2 separate regions of the Mus musculus genome follow, and region 2 is linked to region 1. Evidence: chromatin loops called from intact Hi-C (ENCODE). Cell type or tissue: left cerebral cortex. All regions are shown on one strand. Each heading gives the region's core, and the rest is flanking DNA. Links, peaks and the distances in the headings are about the cores only. Region 1 holds the start of Ren1 (renin 1 structural). Region 2 has its middle 16 kb from the start of Ppp1r15b.

Evidence for each region. A loop is a pair of places that touch in the nucleus more often than their neighbours do. Peaks named below come from ENCODE experiments on the same cell type or tissue, not always from the same donor. Only the 100,000 strongest peaks of a DNase experiment are listed, where the experiment ranks them.
Region 2: a loop joins it to region 1, with 5 times the contacts of the local background. A loop is called at or near these places in 7 of 42 quality-filtered maps.

What each region holds. Positions count from the first base shown.
Region 1 is chr1:133,348,816-133,357,143 of GRCm38, forward strand. It overlaps Ren1 (renin 1 structural), which reads left to right and starts at 1,859. Exons shown (of 9, transcript NM_031192.3): 1 at 1,859-1,982; 2 at 5,312-5,462; 3 at 5,987-6,110; 4 at 6,680-6,798; 5 at 7,570-7,766. The coding sequence starts at 1,891. RefSeq lists promoters at 1-1,866, 1,635-1,881, a silencer at 1,162-1,500 and cis regulatory regions at 1,250-1,272, 1,637-1,723, 1,662-1,791, 1,786-1,814. In left cerebral cortex, for the core only: a CTCF peak has its summit at 4,907; DNase peaks (open chromatin) are centred at 3,183, 4,662, 4,884 and 7,031.
Region 2 is chr1:133,143,011-133,151,338 of GRCm38, forward strand. No RefSeq gene overlaps it. Among named protein-coding and RNA genes, the nearest start is that of Ppp1r15b, 16 kb to the left of the region's middle. In left cerebral cortex, for the core only: a CTCF peak has its summit at 3,135 (motif pointing right); a DNase peak (open chromatin) is centred at 3,142.

The DNA.
Region 1 (8,328 bases), core at 109-8,108:
AGAGAGAGAGAGAGAGAGAACCCTCTGCAGGACACAAGACATGCATAATCAATGCTTGTTATTCAAGGCATCATCTCCTTTGGGGGCATTCTCAAAAGTCCTCTCCTGTCCCAAGATATCTGAGAATTCTCAGCAGCCTTCCATTTAGAAGGGTGTTGTTGTCTCTGAGGCAAAACCACATTTCTTACCGCACAACTAGAGACTGAGACCAGTTTCTCTCATTGTCATTGCTGCTCAGAGCCAGCAGAAAAGCACTCATGACACACACTTAGAATAATAGTGCATCTGAGCCAGGACTGCCCTTGGGGTCCATTCAGCTGTTTCATGGGGGCCAAGAGAGGGGAGAGAGGGGTCCAACCTCAATGTCACACAGCAAGTTCTCAGTAGAACCTAGGGCTTTCCTGTGCTCATCGCCAGTCTCTAGTTCTTCTTGCATTTGATAAGTAGCAAACTCCATTGTGGCCAAGAGGCATGGACACAGACATCACTTGGCTGCAAAGGGATGGAGGCGATACCCTGGAGGCCACACCTCTCAGCCACAGCAGAAGACCGTCCATGATGTCAGGGTCTCCCTTGTAGAATTGATGGGCCATTTGAAGTGGTCCCTGAGAAATAATCAGGAAGAAGGGTAGAGTGGGTACCTTAGGGAGAGTAAATACTGCCAGCCAGGGTCAGGTCACTTCGACAGCTCTGCCAGGCTTCTGAGAGGGTACAGGGAAGAAGGAAGGGGGCAAAAGGATAGGTCTAAGGGAGTGAAGGGCCAGTAGGAGGGGGTCAGCTGGAAGCCAGCTGCGCTTGAGACCTCCTTTCTTTTAGAGCTACCCTTCTGTCCACTATCACTAACCCCAGGAGGGGACACCCCACCCCTCTCCCTGATGCCAGAGGTTAGATGACAGGTTACTTTTCCAACTAGGCAGCAGCCAAAAGGAATCACCCATGATCAAGATGGAAGACTAGGGCAGAGCCTAGGAGGAGCCAGCCAGGGGTGATTTGAAGGTTAATATAGAAGATGCAGGCTCAGGGGCATGAGTGGTAGGGTCTGAGTTAGAGGTTTGAAGCCAGGGTCTATGCTGTCTGTACCCTGACCTCATGCTTGAACAGCACAGTTCCTCATTAGACTCTGTCTAAGCTAGAGGTTGCGGGGCCAGGCCAAACAGGGACTCTAGAGTCATTGGGCTCAGCCACCCTTCCCACACCCCCATGCCTGCCACCACTCTGCTCTGTGACCAGGTCCTGCTTATCCTATACCTACCTAGCTTGGTCTCACAGGCTAAGATTTATCAGAGCTGCCCTGCCATGGGCCTTGTTGGGCACCTGGCGTGGGGAAATAAAGGAGGTGGGCGAGACTCACCAGAGCTCAGAGAGACTGGGCGGGCAGACAGCAGGGGAAGGCACTGGGTGGTCTGGCAGCTGGAAATGCTGGGAGGCCTTCTTGGGGGAGATTAGATAAAGCTCTTCAGGGGAAGGCCTATTCCATGACTCCAGCATGGTGAGTCTAGATGAAAGGAGGTAGTCTATGGTTTTAGAGCTTTATTGTAGAAGAGAGAGAGAGAAGGTAGAGAAGTAGAAGCCAGTCATTGCCATGAAGAAGGAAGGGGGAGAAGGAGAGCGAAAGGTAAGAGTAAGAAAACAAGAGCTTTAGGAGAGAGACAAGAGAGAGAGGAGGAGGCAAGCAGCCAGGTAACTCTGGGGGTGGAGTCTGGACAGCCTACATGACTGATGGCCACAGAATTATGGAGCTGGGTCCTTGGCCAGAAAACAGGCTGCCTTTCATGGTCCCACAGGCCCTGGGGTAATAAATCAAAGCAGAGCCTGTGATACATGGTGTGTATAAAAGAAGGCTCAGGGGGTCTGGGCTACACAGCTCTTAGAAAGCCTTGGCTGAACCAGATGGACAGAAGGAGGATGCCTCTCTGGGCACTCTTGTTGCTCTGGAGTCCTTGCACCTTCAGTCTCCCAACACGCACCGCTACCTTTGAACGGTAACTTGGGCAGAGAAGGGGTGGCAGGGTACAGGAACTGGCATCTTACTAACGCCCTCAGCTGTCTATACGTTGGATCATCCAGTCCTTTTGGCCAGCCAGTCAGGGATGTATGATCCTGCTCTGACAATCCTAGGGACTAGCCGAAAGCCCTAGTGGACGGCCATAATTAAGGGGTACCACAACTCCCCCTTCTACTACTTTTTTAAAAGGGAGGGGTCACTGGAGTGATTGTGTCATTTGTGGTAAAAATTTTGGGTGGAGTGGAAGTATCAGAAGAAACATGTAGGCCAAAGGAGTAACATGACTATCAGTTAATTAATCTAGATAGACATTAAGTTTTCCTTGCGATCATGTAACTTCCCCCAAGTTCAGCAGCCCTTTGGCTTTGGCGAGAGAGTTCATCTGTAGCTGGAAGACCTCAAGTCTGTCCTCTGTGGGGTTCAGCTCGTGTCTCTGGATCTCAGCGTGTGTCTCGGGAGTCTTCCGTCAGATGAGGTGTCTGGAGGAAGGCAGCTTTGTGGTCTGCAGGTCTCAGGAGACAGCGCTGTCTCTACTGGATCTGTGGCTGCAGGCACTGTCCTTTTCTTTTGTGGGGATAAACCTGTGGGGTAATCACAGCAGAGGAGCAGAACCCTAGCAGCAGGATGTCTGCATAGGGTGGATGGGGAACGTTAAGCCTGCAATGGTTTGCTTGGGAGCACATCCTGGCCCGTTGTTAGGATCCTAGAAAAGCAAGGGTGTTTGAGGAATGTAGTCCTGGAAGGCATCCTTTAAGTCTGCTTTGGGTGGCTAAGGAGGAAAATATCATGTTAATTGTGTATCTGGGATAGGCAGTAACAGATTGTCTGCAAAAGGAAGCTGGTTGTCAGTTAAGGATTGGATGACGGTAATCAGCATGGTTAATTTGACCCGGGGAAGCACATTAGATGGCTTTTGGCCCTTAAAGGAAATCATGAATGCTACGGAGAAAAATAAACATTAAAATAAAGAAGCAAGAAAATTTTGGGTTGAAAAGCTTCACTAGCAACAGATGAGGGTAAGCAGCAAGCTAATCTCACCAATCCTCAGTCCGCCATTCAAAAACAGGATGAAAGCAGAGCCTGCTTCACCGGCTGCTTTGAAGATTTGATGAGAGGATACGCATAGCACTTCCGATGCCAGGCGGGGAACGGTGTAAGAAGCCATGGTTACAGCATGGATTACCACAGAGTGTAGGAAAGGGAAGGCTCCTGGCAGCCCCACGAGGGAGGATGAAACAGCCATTTAGTGCAGTTCTAGGGCTGTGGGAACAAGGCTTCTTGAGGCAGGAGCAGGGCAGAGGCAAGAGAAGGCTCACCCAGCAATGGTCTGGGGACTACGATGAGGAAGTCCTGAAAGAGTCGAGGCAGTGAGAGCTGTGAATCTGCTTGGTGCTTAGGAGCTGGTGGGTTGCTTTCATCCTAAATTGAGTCTCCAGACATCAGCACCCATGTTGCAGATGGGGATCCTAGGGATGTCCTCCAGGAAGGTCTGAGGACCCACTGGTCTTTGTTTCCAAAGTCCCGCCATCTTGCTCCCAGCATGCAGCAGAGAGTGTGGGACTAACTAGAGGGCGTGGGGTTCTGTGCTCCCTGCTCTGTGTAAAGTATTGAGCAAGTCACCTTGAGGGGCTGAGCAATGGGCTTTCTTCTCAAGGCCGTTGCCTTACATACACACAATGTCCAGCCTCCACGCTTAGCCTGAGCTGTGACTAGGCAAGACAACCATCAAGGTGCCAGAGGACGAAGAGGTTAGTGAATGCTCAGAACCGTGCAGCATGCCCTCAGCATCAGGTGGCTCTATCCCCGTTGTCCCTGTAGGCTAGGCTTGTGGAGAGCACTCAGGGGAAATGGACCCATTGGCTGGGATCCTTGGTGAGAGCATCTAGGTATGGGCTCAGGTCATGTCTTGAAAGATTAAGGATCTAGGAGAGGAATAGAAGGGGGTTTTTATGTTTATTTTCTTTTGGGACAGAGCCTCATTATGGAGCCTGGAACTCACTATATAGACCAGACTGGACTCAAACCCACAGAGATCAGCCTTCCTCTGCCTCCTGAGTACTGAAACTAATGTCATGCCCTACCACACAACATAGAGGTTTTCTAAAAGAGGAAGGGTCATAAAGAACAGCAAAGCATGGGTCTTTTCAGGAAATGGTGGAGAATAGACCTGTCTTCCTCCCTTGAAGAGTGGGGAAATAAAACACACCCATCTGGTGAGATGGCTGGGGTCAACTAAAACAAGAGTGGAAATACTTGTAAACCGTGCTAGGACTAAGTCATTTCTGCTGGAGATTACTCGGATAGGTGTGAAATATGGGCAAAGCTGGGAGGTGAGGGCACGGAGTGCTGGGAGGAAGGTTAGGGCTCACACTGGAGAAGAAAGAGGGCTCTCTGGATGTCTGGGAAAGCCCTGGCTCAGGGCTGGTGGCATCTTCCTCCAACTGCAAAACAGTCTGCCTGGTCCCGGCAGTCCTGGGTAGGAAAGACAGACAGACAGAGCTTGGACTGTCTCTGTTTGGCATTTCTGAGTCATCTTCATCCCTGTGAACCTTCAATGTCTCCGCCGCCGCTGCCGCCGAAAACCAGGGAGCTAGCCGTCATGTGGTTTGTATGAGGGTGCGTGCCAGGCAGCTGGCCTGTGGCCAGGAGTAGCTCAGGGAGCTGCTGTTCTAAATGAAATCTCTTGAATTTTGCCAGTCAATAATGATTGGAGGTGAGGAGGGGCCCAGGATTCAGGCCCAAGACACATCAGTCCCCAGGTGAGGCACACAGGCAAGCTATAGACACTGGCCGATCCAATCCGAGTCAAGCTAGGTTCATTGGGCACATATCACCTGGTTCTGTGATACCCCAGGGAGCAACAAGTCCTTGCAGCCTGCTGTGGGCATCTGCTGCCACTTACAGGCCATCCGTGGTACTGCCTTGCCCGTCAATCCGAGGAGCTGGCAAGAGGCTGTATAGACCTTTATGTTCCTCTCCAGAACAGTGAGGCTTAGAGTAGGTGTTCAACACACGATGATGATAATGGTAGATAGATGAACAGACGGACTGACTGATGGACAGATGGGTGGATGGACAGACGGATGGACGGATGAACAAACTGCTTTATCTAACTAAAATAAGATCTGGGAATTACTTAGTACCAGAATAAGTGACTCCAAGAAACCCCAGGGAACTAAAAGTGATTCGTAATTGCATGGGAGAGGGTTAGTGTTAGACATACCAAAAAGCAAGGCAACATTTGGGCTCTGTCAACATTGGAGCACTGCACGACTCTTCTGTTTTTCTTTCTCTACCCTGGAGCAGAATCCCGCTCAAGAAAATGCCTTCTGTCCGGGAAATCCTGGAGGAGCGGGGAGTGGACATGACCAGGCTCAGTGCTGAATGGGGCGTATTCACAAAGAGGCCTTCCTTGACCAATCTTACCTCCCCCGTGGTCCTCACCAACTACCTGAATGTGAGTCCTAGCTCATCTGCTATCTCCTTTTCTCTCTGGGACTAGCAGGCCCCCACTCCTTCCACACCATGTTTGACTGAGAGCCAAAGAGCACCCCATAGAACTCCTATTTACCAGCCGAGAAGTCTGGTGGGGAGGGGCTGTTGTGATTGTTTTGTTGTTTGGTTTGGTTTGTTTTTGAGACAGGGTCTCACTGTGTAGCCTGGCAAGCCTGGAACTCACTTTGTAGACCAGATTGACCTCGAACTCACAGAGTTCTACCTACCTCTGCCTCCCAGGTGCTGGGATTAAAGGCATGTGACATCATGTCCAGCCATTTTGATTGCTTTGATTAAGCTTCCATGCCCCAGTGAGCCTCCTGTATCCCAGGACAGCAGAAGACAATGCTGAGTCCTCACATCTCAGCAAAAAGAAAGCCAAGAGCCAAGAAGGGGTCCAGACATGCCCCCCCCAAACCAGAGGCCCCAAGCCCTGAAGTCACCCCCATCTCTCTGGGCCCCATTTTCCTTCTGCCCCCGCCACAGACCCAGTACTACGGCGAGATTGGCATCGGTACCCCACCCCAGACCTTCAAAGTCATCTTTGACACGGGTTCAGCCAACCTCTGGGTGCCCTCCACCAAGTGCAGCCGCCTCTACCTTGCTTGTGGTAAGAGTCAAGCCTCGTGCCTCTCCCCCAGCTCTGCCTGCTGCACCTATGACCTGCTTCTCCTCAGCTCCACACCACTGATCTGAGGAAGAGAGAGGAAGTGTCTCTCTTCTTTCTGAAATGGCAACCAAGGTGAATAAGCCAGCTTTGGGAAGTGCCTGGGCACCTGGAAGGCCTTTTGCCAGTGTCCCAAGGATTCAGACAGGAACAAAGTTGTAAACCCACTCCAGGTCTTGAGGCTTTTCCGATGCTCCCATGCCGAGTACTTACTCTGTGCCCAGAACCCTCTTTGGCACTATATCAGTGTTAGCAATGGCTTTAGAACTCTTTGAAACAAATGTCTCAGAAGCACGAGCACATAAGATGAAACAAAAAACCACTATCCTTGCCTGGTATACATTTTTCTTCCAAGCTGGAGACTCAGGAAACTAAACACACACACACACACACACACACACACACACACACACACCTAAGTCTTCAACCATGTTTATCACTTGTCCTGCCTCTGAGCCTTCTATGTAAATCAATCTCTCTTGTGCTGACTGGGGCCTGTAACCCTCTGCTAGGGATTCACAGCCTCTATGAGTCCTCTGACTCCTCCAGCTACATGGAGAACGGGTCCGACTTCACCATCCACTACGGATCAGGGAGAGTCAAAGGTTTCCTCAGCCAGGACTCGGTGACTGTAAGTAGGATCACCTCTATTTACCCACAGGGCCCTTGTGGTTCCAGACAAGTATACTCCAGCCCTCCTCCCTCCCCCTCCCACCCCCCTGCAGGAGCCTGGGAAGTTGAAGTGCAGCCTCCTTGGCAGCTTCTAGCCAATTGCAGGAGAGCAAACCTGCTGACACTGATGCGCAAGGCTTTGCATCTAACTTGCATGTGGGTGTGTGCCTAAACCCCACAGTCTCCTTCCTAGTAACCAGTCTGACTTTGCTAATTGAGACCAGGTTAGGAGTACTGAGATTAGGGATCAGGGGTTTGTATCTGGGCAGTTTTGATTTCTTTCCTTCAGTGTCTAAGCCTGTTCTGGCGTCTCTCAGCCCCGCTGTGCCAGAGGTAGAGAAAGACACATACAGAGGTCCAGAGGAAATCAGTGCGAGCCCTTCCCTCGCACCGCCCCCGTGGAATCTGGGGGAGGGGCAGAAAGGGAAGCCCTGGTTATGACGAGGGCATCCTCAGCCTCAGCTGGTGGGGCTAGCACGAAAGCGGGCCTCTAGGAAGGTTCCGGTCACCTGTCTGGCAGGACCTCTTTCTCAGCCTTTATAGCACGCGTCATCCCCATCTCTCTGGGCCCCAAGCATAGAGGTGTTGACAGTGTGTGCGCAGACTTGACGGAATAGTCTTACCTGCTGTACAGAGCGTGTGTGTCTCTGCTGCCCTGGTATGAAAGCCAGAGCAGACCCCAGCCGAGGTTAGGCAGTAACCTCTGTCCCTTCTGGTTCTTCTCTCACAGGTGGGTGGAATCACTGTGACACAGACCTTTGGAGAGGTCACCGAGCTGCCCCTGATCCCTTTCATGCTGGCCAAGTTTGACGGTGTTCTAGGCATGGGCTTTCCCGCTCAGGCCGTTGGCGGGGTTACCCCTGTCTTTGACCACATTCTCTCCCAGGGGGTGCTAAAGGAGGAAGTGTTCTCTGTCTACTACAACAGGTGGGCCTTTGACACCAAGGCCAGGGCAGGGAGGGGCGGAGAGCAGGGAGAGCAGCCAACGTCCAGTTCAGGATTTATATGCTTCTAATTAGGTGGTCCTCAGTCCCCATCTAGAACCACAGTAGCCAATTAGAACAAATGGAAGTCAAGCATTTGGTCCCCAGGGACTGGCCACACAGACACAGCCAGCTTCATGCCTTTGTTTATCTGTTCTCTCATTGAGCCGGTTAGTGCTCTGTTACCATGTGCTATGGTAGGCTCCAGGGGTGGACAGTGAACAGACAACCCCTGCCCTCCATCCTCACAGAGCTCACTGCCCAGCAGGGGAGATGAGAGGTACAACACAATGAGTGCCATTCTGAAGCTGCAGATGGTTTTCAGTTCTAGGCCAGGATTCTGGGCAGTTCAGCCAGGCCTGGGGAAACTGTAGTCAGTGCCCCAGCAGGGCTGAGATCTGCTGCCAGTGGCTGGGTTTAGAAATATGGTCTAAGCTGGAGGTAAGATCTTTACGGGTAAGAATAGAGGCCAGGGGTGGTGAGAGTGGAAGGGAGTGGTGTCCTGG
Region 2 (8,328 bases), core at 77-8,076, 210 kb before region 1:
ACTGAAGTGGCTACCACTGAAGTCACTGCTTACTGGCTTGCTCTCCATGGCTTGCTCTCCTTGGCTTGCTCAGTTTGCTTTCTGAGGACTACCTGTCCAGGACGTAAGAATTAAAGTACAGGCTGGGCGTGGTGGCACACGCCTTTAATCCCAGCACTCAGGAGGCAGAGGTAGGTGGATTTCTGAGTTCAAGGCCAGCCTGGTCTACAGAGTGAGTTCCAGGACAGCCAGTGCTACACAGAGAAACCCTGTCTCAAAAAACCAAAAAACCAAAAAAAAAAAAAAAAAGTACAATAAATAAATACATGAATAATCAATCAAGAAAATGTACCACACACCTGCCTCCAGGCCATCTAGTGGGGGCACTTTCCCAGTTGAGATACTGTTTTCCAGATGACTAGCTTGTGTCAAGTTGTCAAAAAAAAAAAAAAAAAAAAAAAAAAAAAAACCTAACAAGGACATTAAGCCACCATGCCTGGTGACATTTTCACTACTATTTTCTAGCGTTTGGCACGCTGGGGCCCGATTCACCTGCAGAAGTATCCCGAAGGTGTTCAGGATTACCAGAGTGTCTGTAGAGTCAGGGGTTGCTGCTGACTACTTAATGGGGCTCAAGCCAAAACTGAAGTAGTCCCAGAAGAATTTTTCAAAAGACTTATGGGGATATATAGTCTAAAAAAAATTTCTCTTTTGACGTGCCAGACTAGAGAGACGGCAGAGAGAGTTCTAGAACAGCCAGGAATATACAGAGAAACCCTGTCTCCAGGATATGAATGTTGTGTGTTGTATGTGCATGTGTGAGAAAGAGGAGAGAGAGACAGAGATAGACAGAGACAGAGAGACAGAGAGACAGAGAAGGGGGAGGGAGAAGGGGAGAGGGAGAGTTTATGATTTGATGGCCTCTTGTGGCCTCTGAGGGCGCTGAATGCATGCAGTACACAGGTGTAGGCAGAGCATGTACACACCAAAAAATAAAATCAACTTTTCAAAAGACAAATACTTTTTTAATACAAGGTCTGGAACTTAATATATAGACCCAAGGCTCTTTAAAAAAAGGGGGGGGGGAGGCAGGCATGGTGGCGCATGCCTTTAATCCCAGCACTCAGGAGGCAGAGGCAGGCGGATTTCTGAGTTAGAGGCCAGCCTGGTCTACAGAGTGAGTTCCAGGACAGCCAGGGCTATATAGAGAAACCCTTTCTCTAAAAACAAAACAAAAAACAAAAACAAAAACAAACAAAATAATAATAATAATAAATAAAAAAAGACAAAAAGACAAAATCTCACTCTGTAACACTAATTGACTAGGAACTCACTATGTAGACCAGGCTAGCTTCAAATTCAGAGACCCTTTGCCTCCTGAGTGCTGGGATTAAAAGTGTACACTACTATGCGTAGTCAGGCTGGCTTCCATAATGTTTTTTTAAATTAATTATTTTATTTAAGATGTATTTGTGTGCCCGGCGGTGGTGGCACATGCTTTTAATCCCAGCACTCAGGAGGCAGAGGCAGGCAGATTTTGAGTTTGAAGCCAGCCTGGTCTACAGAGTTCCAGGACAGCCAGGGCTACACAGAGAAACCCTGTCTCGAAAAACCAAACCAAACCAAACCAAACCAAAAAAAAAACAAAACAAAAAAAAAAGATGTATTTCTGCATGTATGTCTGTGGACATGTGTGTGTAGTGCCTGAGGAGGCTAAAAGGAGATCCCCTCTAGAACTGGAGTTATAGATAGTTGTTAACTGACAGGTGGGAGCTGAGAATTGAACCCAGGTCCTCTGGAAGAACCCAGATCTATTAACTCAGGGGCCAACTCTCCAGCTTTGATTTTTTGTTTTTTAGATTTATTTTATTATTATATCTTAATACACACTCTTGTTGTCTTCAGACACACCAGAAGAGGGTGTCAGATCTCATTATGGGTGGTTGTGAGCCACCATGTGGTTGCTGGGATTTGAACTCAAGACCTTCGGAAGAGCAGTCAGTGCTCTTAACTGCTGAGCCATCTCTCCAGCCCCTTGGTTTTGTTTTCGAGACAATTTCTCAATGTGTAGTGGGGCTTCCAGGCTTGGAACTCATTCTATAGACCAGGTTGGTCTCAGACTTAGAGATCTACCTGCCTCTGCTCCACACATACTGGGATTAAAGGCATGCCTTGCCAGTTTTGTTTTTGTTTTGTTTTTTTTTTCGAGACAGGGTTTCTTTGTATAGCCCTGGCTGTCCTGGAACTCACTCTGTAGACCAGGCTGGCCTCTAACTCAGAAATCCGCCTGCCTCTGCCTCCTGAGTGCTGGGATTAAAGGCGAGCACCACCACGCCCGGGTCTTTGGTTTTGTTTTAAGCAAATTTCAATAGCCAGGCCTGGTGGCTGACTCCTATTGTCACAGTATGGGGAAGCTGTGACACAGGGAGACTACTGAAGTCACTCTGCAGCCAAGAGTGACCAGTCTCAAAACAATCAAAACAACATCATACACATGCTCACACACGTGCACACACACACACACCCCAGGAGAAAATTACCCTCTGGCTCTCAAATATCACTTTTAAGAAACACTTGAGGGCCTTATTTATTCTCCGTTCCTTGCCCTCCTTCTCATATTACCAATTAAAATTACAGCTTTCTCTGACCTCACCTTGTCAACATTTCTAGTTGTTTCTTGGCCACTCCTCCACCTATCAGCAAACTTCTTGAGAGTAGTGGTTGGCGTGAGCGGGTATACAGAAGTGTGCCTGGGGGCTTCTTGTCGATAACTATGTGTTGAGTATGTTCATTGTCTTCACGTCACCTCTCATTTAGCCCTTACTGCAATGTGGTCGACACAGCAATGTCTGTTTAGAATCAGACAGGCCACAACTGGGGATGGAAATAGACATAGAACTTAAAGGTCCTTGGAGAAAAGCTACAGTAAGGTTTAATTTGTAGAATGTAATTATAAAACTCAGTGTGGCCAGGGACACAACATCAATTAATTTAAATGTCACTGATAGGGTTCCTGTTAATTTATGAATTCAAACGTGAACAAATCAGTGGGGGCTTTTCTTTTCCAGAATTAATACGATGTATGAAAAGACTATATCACCCTGGAGACTGCTAACATTGACTTTGGATTCCCAGCAATGCTCCTCTGAATCCACAAGATGGCGCTGACTCACCAGGTCAGAGTGACGGATGGGCCGGTGGTTACTGACAGTCTAATGGCAATTGCTCCCTTGGAAGGTCTCCTTCCTTATTGAACAACCCCTGCCTGGCTCTGGCTTGCCTGCCCATTCAAGCCTGACTCCACCTTCTTGAGGTGACTACCCGGAAGTGGGGCTGGTCCTTATTAGAAACCCAAAGTTTATATTTGAACACAAATAAACGAGGGTGTTCTTCCTGCTAAACACAGCAAATGAGTGAAGGGGCTCGGACAGTTTCTAGAGTTTTCCAGCTATAGTACTTGCCTCCTGTGCGCATTCCACCCTGGGGCAGTGGTTCCAAGGGAGTTGTACACATGACTGGCCTGCGAGGAGGAAAAACACGAGCCATTTGATTGTGCGCACACACACATGCGCACACACACACACACACACACACACCCCGCCCCGTGGCAACTACACAGCCAAGGCCAAGCAGACTTAAGGCTGTACTTTGGTGGGTTGGTATTGGCCCCAAATGAGCCAAAGTCAGATGTAGATGAAATGCTGCTCTACGTCCTTCCATTCTGTGTCCCTGAGTCAGTCCTCCGCGTGTTTGCATATGATTTCCCTGTACCTGCAGTGACCCAGGCGACTTCCTGCAGTATCACCCAATGCATCTCTCTTGGTTTGTTTGATTTGACTTCAGAAAGAGGATGGGCACTTTCCTTTGTCTGGGAATTTGCATAAAAGGTTTCTTTTTCTTGTACTTCTGATCTTTTTTTTTTTTTTTTTTTTTTTTTTGAGAAGACGGTGCGGGGGAGCGTGCAGGGTGTGGGTGGGTGGGGGATGGGGGTTAATGGGGGGGGGGTAGACAGTCACCTTTAAGTAGAGTTCCTTCTCCAAGATAACTTTCCAAGAGTGACCTCTCAGTTGGTGAGAGGTGGGGCCATGGGAGTGGAGGGTTGGTAGGGGTGGGGTGTACCCAACATTGCCTGAAGGAGGATGCTTTTTTTGTTTGTTTTGTTTTGTTTTGTTTTGTTTTGTTTTGTTTGAGACAGGTTTCTCTGTATAGTCCTGGCTGTCCTGGAACTCACTTTGTAGACCAGGCTGGCCTTGAACTCAAAAATCTGCCTGCCTCTGCCTCCCAAGTGCTGGGATTAAAGGCTTGTGCCACCACGCCCATCGAGGATGCTTTTTATAGAGGCAAATCCTGCTGGGGAATCCGGGACTGGGGGGCAACTGTGTGCTCCTGCAATTCATTTTCTACCTTGGCCCAGGTGGATGAGGAATTAGTCCACTAGTGCCCCTTCCTACCCTCCCACTCCGCACAGACCGCTTCAGGGCCCCTGGAAGGTTTGCCTCTCTTGATCAGGTTTCATTTTTCCTCTAAAGGTTTCCTGGTGATGATGTCATCTCTATGCCCAAAGGGTTCCTGAGAGTCTCCTACAACCAAACAGCCCTCATGCCAAGTTGCGTTGTAACAGTAGCTGTGTAAACACTACCACAGTCAAAATTCCCCTCTTGCTCTTTCGTGTCTAACCCCAGCTCCAACCTCCAGATTTGGACAGTTGTTTGTCTGCTTGGGTTTTTATTTTAAAACGTTTTATAACTCATCCATTTGTTATATTTTAATTCTTTATTGTTTAGATGTACACTGATATTTGTTGTTGTTAGTTTTTTTGTTTGTTTATTTTTTTGAGACTGTTTTTTATTTTGTATAGCCCTGGCTGTCCTGGAACTCACTCTGTAGATCAGGCTGGCCATGAACTCAGAAATCTACCTGCCTCTGCCTCCCAAGTGCTGGGATTAAAGACATGTGTCACCACTGTCCAGCCAGTATGTGGTTTCTTTTATACCAGAGCAAAGCAGGAAATGAAGACACAATTGCCATCATCACGTCTTAATCCTTGGAGACTATAACCTCCCAAGATTGGTCTGAAGGGTCTCAGATTCCATTAATTAAGGAATTCCTCAATTCCACCATATTTAAGTAGTGTAGGCACTGTAGTTAATTTCGGTTTTTGTCCGAAGTCATTTCTTGGGTCTTTCCAATAAGATTAGTCTTGCACTTGGCAGTAGGTGATCACGCGTTCTTTGGTAACATGCTTCAGCCCCTCTCCCATGAGCAGCTCAGCTTCCATGCAGTCTGGACACCAGCTCTCCCTCAGGCATCCTTGGAACCTCTGACACGGCAAGAATAGTCTTGTCATGGCCCTCCTTCACAATCTGGTCCACAGCCCGGGTGAACTTTAAGCCAGACACACTGGCCACCTTCAAGGTAGCCACGGCTACTCTACATTTATTTATTTTGTGTTTATAGGTCTTTTGCTTGCATGTTTGCCTGCACCGTGTGTGTACAGTGCCCAAAGAGACCAGAAGAGGGCATCAGGTCCCCTGGGAATGGTTATGAGCTGCCATGGGGGTGCTGAGAATTGAACCTGGGTCCTCTGGAAAAGGAGCCAGTGTACTTAACTGCCAAGCCATCTCTTCAGCCCCTAATTTTTTTAGATTTTGAGACAGAGTTCATGTTGCCCAAGTTAGTCTCCACTCACTACATAGTCAAACATGACCTTGAACTTGACCCTCACTCTTCCTCCCACCCGACAAGAACAGAGATTACAGGCTGTGCCACCATACCAGGCATGGTGGTTTGAATAGGAACAGCTCCTATAGACTCATGTTTGAATCCTTGGCCATAGGGAGTGGCACTACTAAGAGCTGTGGCCTTGTTGGAGGAAGTGTGTCACCCTATAGGTGGGCTTCGAGGCCATATATATTTAAGCTACATCTAGTGTGGTACACAATCTCCTCCTGGCTGCCTTTGGATCAGGATGTAGAACTCTCAGCTCTTCTAGCATCATGTGTGCCTGCATGTTGCCAGGCCTCATGCCATGATGATAATGGACTGAACCTCTGAACTGTAAGCCAGCCCCGGTTAAATGTTTGCCTCTATAAGAGTTGCCATGGTCACGGTGTCTCTTCACAGCAGTAAAACCCTAAGACATCAGGTTTATAAGCAGTTTTTTAAAAATGCATTCTGTGGGTTCGAGAGATGGCTTCACAATTAAGAGCACGGAAAGCTCTTGCTGGAGGACCTGTGTCTGGTTCTTAGCACGCCACATTGATGATTCACAACTGCAACTCCAGCCCCAAGGGTATACAGTGCTTCTGACCACCAAGAACATCTTCATGTATGTGCACAAACGCACAAACCCACACATACACACAGTTAAAAATAATAAAAGTAAGTCTTAAAAATATTTTCTAGAGAGGCTAGAAGATGGCTTAGTGGTTAAGAGCACTGACTGCTCTTCCAGAGGACCTGTGTTCAATTCCCAGCAACCACATGGTGGCTCACAACCATCTGCAATGAGATCTGATGTCTTCTTCTGGTGTGTCTTAGGACAGCAATGGTGTACTCACGTAAAAAAATAAATTAAAAAAGAATCTTTAAAAAATATTTTCTAAATGTAACTCTCTTGATATTTTTTGAAGTTTTTTTTTTGGAGTTTTTTTGAAGTTTTTTTTTTTACTAGATATTTTCTTTATTTACATTTCAAATGTCATCCCCTTTCCTAGTTTCCCCTCCAAAAAAATCCCCTATCCCCTTCCCTCTCTTTTTTTTTATATTATTTATTATATGTAAGTACACTGTAGCTGTCTTCAGACACTCCAGAAGGGGGAGTCAGATCGCGTTACGGATGGTTGTGAGCCACCATGTGGTTGCTGGGATTTGAACTCCGGACCTTTGGAAGAGCAGTCGGGTGCTCTTACCCACTAAGCCATCTCACCAGCCCCCCCCCATGATATTTTTTGGACAGGTATTTCCTCAAGTGTGTGTCTTATTGTTTTGGGGGGATTTGGTTGTGGCTGGGGCTTTTTTGCTTTGTTTTTAAATTAGATATTTACTTTATTTACATTTCAAATGTCCACTTTCCTGGTTTCTCCTCCAAAACCCCCCTGTCCCCTCTTCCTTCCCCCTGCACACCAGGCCTGCTTCCTGGCCCTGGCATTCCCCTATACTGGGTCATAGAGCCTTCACAGGACCAAGGGCCTCTCCTCCCATTGAGGGCTATCCTCAGCTACATATGCAGTGTTTTTTTTTTTTTTTTAAATTAAAGATTTATTGGGATTGGAGAGATGGCTCAGAGGTTGAGTACTGACTGCTCTCCCAGAGGACCCAGGTTCAAATCCCAGAGTCCACATGGCAGCTCACAAGTGTCTGTAACTCCAAGACCTGATACCCTCACACATGCGTGAAGGCAAAACACCAATGCAATACAATAAAAAAATTAATTTAAAAAGATGAATTTTTGGGCTGGAGAGATGGCTCAGCAGTTAAGAGCACTGACTGATCATCCGGAGGTTCTGAGTTCAAATCCCAGCAACCACATGGCGGCTCACAACCATCTGTAATGAGATCTAATGCCCTTTTCTGGTGTGTCTGAAGACAGCTTCAGTGTACTCACATATAATAATAATAATAATAAAAAAAGATGAATTTTTTTAACACATGGGGTGGTGGTTGTTGTTGTTGTTGGTGGTGGTATTGGTAGTGGTAGCGGTGGTGGTGATGTGTGTATGTGTATGAGTGTGGTGTGTGGCAGCTGTGAGCCCCCTGCGGTGCATGCTGGGAGTGGAACCCAGGTGTTCTGCAATAGCAGCAACTGCTCTGTAACTTCTGAGTCACCTCTCCAGCCCTGGTTGTTTGGGTTTTTGTTGTTGTTGTTGTTTTGTTTGTTTTGTTTTTTAATTTTTATTTATATGAGATCACTATAGCTGTTTTCAGACACACCAGAAGAGGACATCAGTTCCCATTACAGATGTTTGTGAGCCACCATGTGGTTGCTGGGAATTGAACTTAGGACCTCTGGAAGAGCAGTCAGTGTTCTTAACCTCTGAGCCATTTCTCCAGACCAGTTCTTTGTTTTTAAGACAAGTTCTTAGTATGTAGCTCAGCCTACTTGAATGCTGGGATTATAGGCATGGACCACCATGCCCAGCTCTGTTTTAAATTAACTACTTAATTATTACTTAATTATTTATTTAATCTTATTTTTGAGACCAGGTCTCACTATGTAACTTTGGCTGACCCAGCTCTCCTCTCCTCTCCTGTCTTCTCCTGTCTTCTCCTCTCCTCTCCTCTCCTCTCCTCTCCTCTCCTCTCCTCTCCTCTCCTCTCCTCTCCTCTCCTCTCCTCTCCTCTCCTCTC